Linked DNA regions of Homo sapiens: region 2 is linked to region 1. Evidence: read pairs that join two places in POLR2A ChIA-PET (ENCODE). Cell type or tissue: CD4-positive, alpha-beta T cell. All regions are shown on one strand. Region 1 overlaps FAM107B (family with sequence similarity 107 member B). Region 2 overlaps CAMK1D (calcium/calmodulin dependent protein kinase ID).

The links. Peaks named below come from ENCODE experiments on the same cell type or tissue, not always from the same donor. Only the 100,000 strongest peaks of a DNase experiment are listed, where the experiment ranks them.
Region 2: POLR2A ChIA-PET joins it to region 1 with 8 read pairs; 1 of 35 experiments calls an interaction of 5 or more read pairs at or near these places.

What each region holds. Positions count from the first base shown.
Region 1 is chr10:14,559,433-14,561,932 of GRCh38, forward strand. All of the region lies in intron 2 of FAM107B (family with sequence similarity 107 member B), which reads right to left. Among named protein-coding and RNA genes, the nearest start is that of MIR1265, 120 kb to the left of the region's middle. RefSeq lists an enhancer at 1-205. In CD4-positive, alpha-beta T cell, no CTCF peak of the experiment used is centred here; DNase peaks (open chromatin) are centred at 229, 1,019 and 2,139; H3K4me3 peaks cover 1,371 bases; H3K27ac peaks cover 2,210 bases.
Region 2 is chr10:12,587,211-12,589,710 of GRCh38, forward strand. All of the region lies in intron 2 of CAMK1D (calcium/calmodulin dependent protein kinase ID), which reads left to right. Among named protein-coding and RNA genes, the nearest start is that of MIR4480, 9.7 kb to the left of the region's middle. RefSeq lists an enhancer at 1,101-1,170. In CD4-positive, alpha-beta T cell, no CTCF peak of the experiment used is centred here; a DNase peak (open chromatin) is centred at 1,441; H3K4me3 peaks cover 748 bases.

The DNA.
Region 1 (2,500 bases):
CATACCAGGGAGATTTAAATCCCCCGGTTCTCTTACAAAAAAAAAAAAAAGAGGAGGCAACTGAAAAGGGTCCCCTAAGCAATTTCAGCACCAAACTTCAGTCCTATAAGCCCGCAGCTTCTCACTCAGTTTTCAGAGGACTTTTTTTTTTTTTTGAGATGGAGTCACCCTCTGTCACCCAGGCTGGAGTGCAGTGGCGCAATCTCGGCTCACTGCACGCTCCGCCTCCTGGGTTCACGTGATTCTCCTGCCTCAGCCTTCTCCGAGTAGCTGGGACTACAGGCGCCAGCCACCGCGCCTGGCTAATTTTTTTTTTTTTTTTGTATTTTTAGTAGAGACGGGGTTTCACCATGGTTTCAATCTCCTGACCTCGTGATCCGCCCGTCTTGGCCTCCCAAAGTGCTGGGATTACAAGCGTGAGCCACCGCGCCCGGCCTCTCAGAGGACTTTTTTGTGTAGTATTGGATTAAAGGAACTGTAAGAGCCTTCTCTAAATGTGGAGAGAATAATACTAGTATAAACCTCAACCTCCTCCTAATTCTTTCCATTTTCATACAATCTCTGAATTAACAAACGCACAACCCTTGCTTCCCCAATCTCATTGCAACCTGCGTGCCAGGCACTCTACAACCCGTTGCTCTACTCAATAGCCTGATCCAGACCATCAGAGAGTTTTAGTTCAGTGGTCCTTGTGTACCCCACACTCTAGGCCTGGGTGACCACCATGCTCTAACACCAACAGTTTGTCCCATCTGCATTCTGGGTGGCTTATTTTTTTTTTCATCTTTTTTTTCTTTCCCATTTGGAACAAGTGCCCATCAAAGGCTTAGGAGATATAAAAGATGTACAAGAACAACTCCAAGATCCCTTTTAAGAGTCTTTCATCTTTCTGTAAAAACTAAACCAAGATACATAACATATGAGTGTCACATATCGCATGCTAATTCAGAAGCAAGCTATATGAAGCAATAGGAAACACAGAGCCGTCAGAGCGGGAAAGCCCTGGAGGCACGAGTCAGCGATGACACCACAGGGTATTCAAGGAGCACCAATGGCCTGCAGGTGGCAGAAACAATGGAGGAACCAGCCTGAGTCAAGGAGGACTCACTAGGTAAGCTTGGGAAATAGGGCTGAAGACGTGGACTGAGCAGTCGATGGAAGGCTCGGAAGTCAGACATGGCTCACCTGCGACAGGGGCCTCAGCAAGAGACAGGTATGAGGGACACTGTTTTAGGCCCATGGATTAAAAACACGGCTGCCATCAACATTGATTCAGCCTATGTAAATGTCTGGTGCACCAGTTTATTCTCAACAAGAACTTAATCAGGGTGGCTCCTACCACCTCCATTCCTATCATCAAAATGGTTCAAAATATGCCAAAGCCCCGATGTTTACATATTAGAAATTTAAAATTGCTTCCTGACAACCTTCCAGGGCTTTTCATGTCCCTGTTTCTCCCCCTACAGAGCAGATGACTGTTCTGGGAGACAGCTGGCAGCAATGAGTACAAACAGCCAACTGTGTGGCCATCCCGTCATAATTTTGTTCCCTACACATCTGTCAACTGGGTGTCAGGCACAGGGTGTGCCACTGAGTCAAGCTACAACGAAACCAGCCATCATTCTCTGTCTTTTGAAGGGAGCCGGACACCTGGCGAGTAAATGCCATCTTGTGTAGAGTCACCCACAAGAGGGAATCTGGTGAATTCATCCTCCCATTAATTCATCAAGTATTTAGTCTGTGTCTATTAAGTGCCAGGCACTGTTCACAACAACATGGGCCTAGCAGCAAAGGACACAAAGCCACTGCCCTCTTGGGAGCCTGCATTCAGGGGCAGGCAGCCAACTGACAAACCGAGGGAAATATAGTATCAGGCCGTGCAAAGTGCCATGCAGGGAAATACAGGTAAGGCAATGGAGTGGCAGGGTGCACTATTGTGGATATTCATGAAACACCGCGCTGAGAAGACAGCAGACACCTGAAGGAAGTGAGGGACATAGCCAAGGGCTACCAAGGGAAAGAGCTTTGGGCAGACGGAGCAGCAAACACAGAGGCCTGGGGTAGGTAGGGACAGCGAAGAGGCCTGACCAGGTAAGCGGCAGGGAGGCGGCATGATCAGGAACTGGGTTATGGTAAGGCTTCCTACCCTCAAAACCACAGGGGGGAGGGCAAGGGCGAGAGGCCCCGCAGTTTGTGGTCATGGCAATACAATGATAATAACACTCCTCATTCCTTATTTAGATCTGTAAACCTTTCCTAGTCCAGTCTAATACATAAAAGAAAGAAAGAAATGTAAATAGTGGATTCAACAATAAAAGAGAATAAACCATTAGGTATACTCAGAGTATATTTTCTTCTTATTTTCTTTTTGAGACAGAGTCTCACTCTGTCACCCAGGCTGGAGTGCAGTGGCATGACCTTGGCTTACTGCAACCTCCGCCTCCAGGGTTCAAGGGATTCTCCTCCCTCAGCCTCCCGAGTAGCTGGGACTACAGGCATG
Region 2 (2,500 bases), 2.0 Mb before region 1:
GTAAATAACCGAAAATTAATAAGCAATGACTGAGGAGTAGCCAGCCCACGATCGCTTTCCTAGAATATACTCTGACTCCCAAAATAAGCAGGCACAGACAACAGTGTGGAGCCCCTCTCATCATATCCCGCATGCAAAATTCAGGGAGACTTGGAGCTAAAAACGCATTGACTTCTTAGTTGTCTCCATTTGTTCTGGGTTAGGTGATGGATCCACAGTGACTTAGCAGCTTTGATGACAGCCGGGGCTTCTGGAGGCTTGGCGGCATGTTAAAACCACCTGGGTCTATTCCAGATGGATTAAATCAGGCTCTCTGGGACTGGGGTCCAGACATCATTAAAAAAAAAAAAAAAAGTCTCCCCAGGTGGCTTCATATGCAGCCCGAGTTGAGATTTATTGGACCAGACTAACAAACACAGCTGGAAGAAGAGGGCAGGGAGGACTCCTTAGGATGTGCAGATGGAGTGGCTCATGCAGGCTGCAGTGGAATTCCTTTCCTTCTTGTAATAAAACAACTCCTATTTACATATCATTTTAGAAAAATATTTTCCCCCTTGTCTTATCTGATGCTCAAGAGAGAATAGAGTTTGCCTTAGCATCTCCGTAGATTTGTTTTTTTTAGATGTATGACCTGTCATCAATAAACCCAGAGACATAAATTAGGGAATGGCTGTGCTATAGAAAGCACTTACTGATGTATTAAAGATTCTGCCTTCAAGCTCTTTTAAATAGTGCCTTTCTCGGTGATTTGGACTTAAAAATTTAAGGATATATGTACATGCAGCTTTGTGGGAGCACTTGAATATTAAGTAGTGCCTAGCTAAGTTGTGTTGAAATGAGTTGGTAGATCGTAGATAATATAAAGTAAGTGAATATTTCCAAGGGAGCGGAGAAACTTGGATGGCTCAGTAATTATGGAAATTGGCAGGGCATTTGGGGACCCCAGCTGCTCTTTGTCCCTTTGTCCCATAAATGGGTGACAGTCTGCAAGGCACGGAGCTCTGCCAGATGTTTGCAATAGTGGTTGGGTGGGGAGAATTTCAGAGCTGGTTTGGCCACAGGAAGATGACGAGCTTGTTAAGAATAATGATCGGACACCCTGCATATTCGCTGACTGCATGCTTAGCAAATTTGCAAACTAGCTTCATCCTTAAGGGCTTTTAGTCACAGAATGTAAATAAGAGGCACACCCATGAGAGTTTGCTGGAAAACAAAGAGAAACCGTGCTCTCAATAAGTGCTCGCTAATTGTTTTGGGATTTGTGACAAATAGGGAGCAAATATTGAGTCGGTACTTGGGTGATTTCTTTTCTTTCTTTTTTCTTTTTGCGAACTGACCTGGAGCCTTGGTCTCCAGGAACTTTCTGTTCCTGGCATGCAGATCTCCTGCCCCACCACCTGCACCTGCTCAACGCTCTCCCACATCCTGCAGAGGAAGGAGTAGAGGGCGGAAGACTCTGTTGTACCCGACATCCAAGAAAACCACAAGCCATGTTGCCATTCTCAACTTCTTTTCAAGAAGTGACAGCATCAAACTCAAGAGAGTTGTGTCAATTTAAAGTGCATATGTATATATATATACACACACACACACACACACATACACACATGCACATACATATATATGTGCTTGTATATATACATGTATATGTATATATGTGTGTGTGTGTGTGTGCGTGCGTGTGTGTGTGTGTGTATATATAACATGCCCCTATATATACATGTATACAATACACATATTTATATACAGGTGCATGTTACATACATACATACATATATATAAAGGGACACATTATATACACACATATTTGAGACAGGGTCTTGCCCTGTCTCCCAGGCTGGAGTGCAGTGGTGCTATCTCAGCTCACTGCAGCCTCCATCTCCCAGGCTTAAGCCATCCTCCTGTCTCCCAGGCTCAATTCATCCAAGTAACTGGGACCACAGGTGCACAGCACAATGCCCGGATAACATTTTGTAATTTTTTTGTAGAGATGGGGTTTCACCATGTTGCCCAGGCTGGGCTCAAACTCCTGAGTTCAAACAATCTTCCCACCTTGGCCTCCCAAAGTGCTGGGATTACAGGCGTGAGCCACTGCGCGCAGCCTGTATAATTTTTAAAATAGGGAACAGATTGTGCAAACATACAAAATGTGACCCAGAATGGTTTGGTGTCTAAAAGAGGCTGACCACCTCCATGTGGCTGGAGGTGGTTTCAAAACGAAGCCCGCAGGCCATGGCTGAGCTTCACTGACCGTGCTTGCTTTGCCTTTTGTGATTTGCATGCATTTCTCTTAAATGAGAGCAAATGGAAGCATTTTTGGATGATACCAGCAGAGCTGCAGAAATGAAAGAGCAGGCTCCCCAGCCCGGAATGAGCAAGTAACAAATCTTCCCTGGCCCTTTTCTTACCAGTGAAAATGTCTCGTCTTCAGAAACTGCCTGTCTTAAAAATCAGCTCCTCCAACACAGGGAGTAGCTTCAGATAGGGGTGGGCAGGGGGC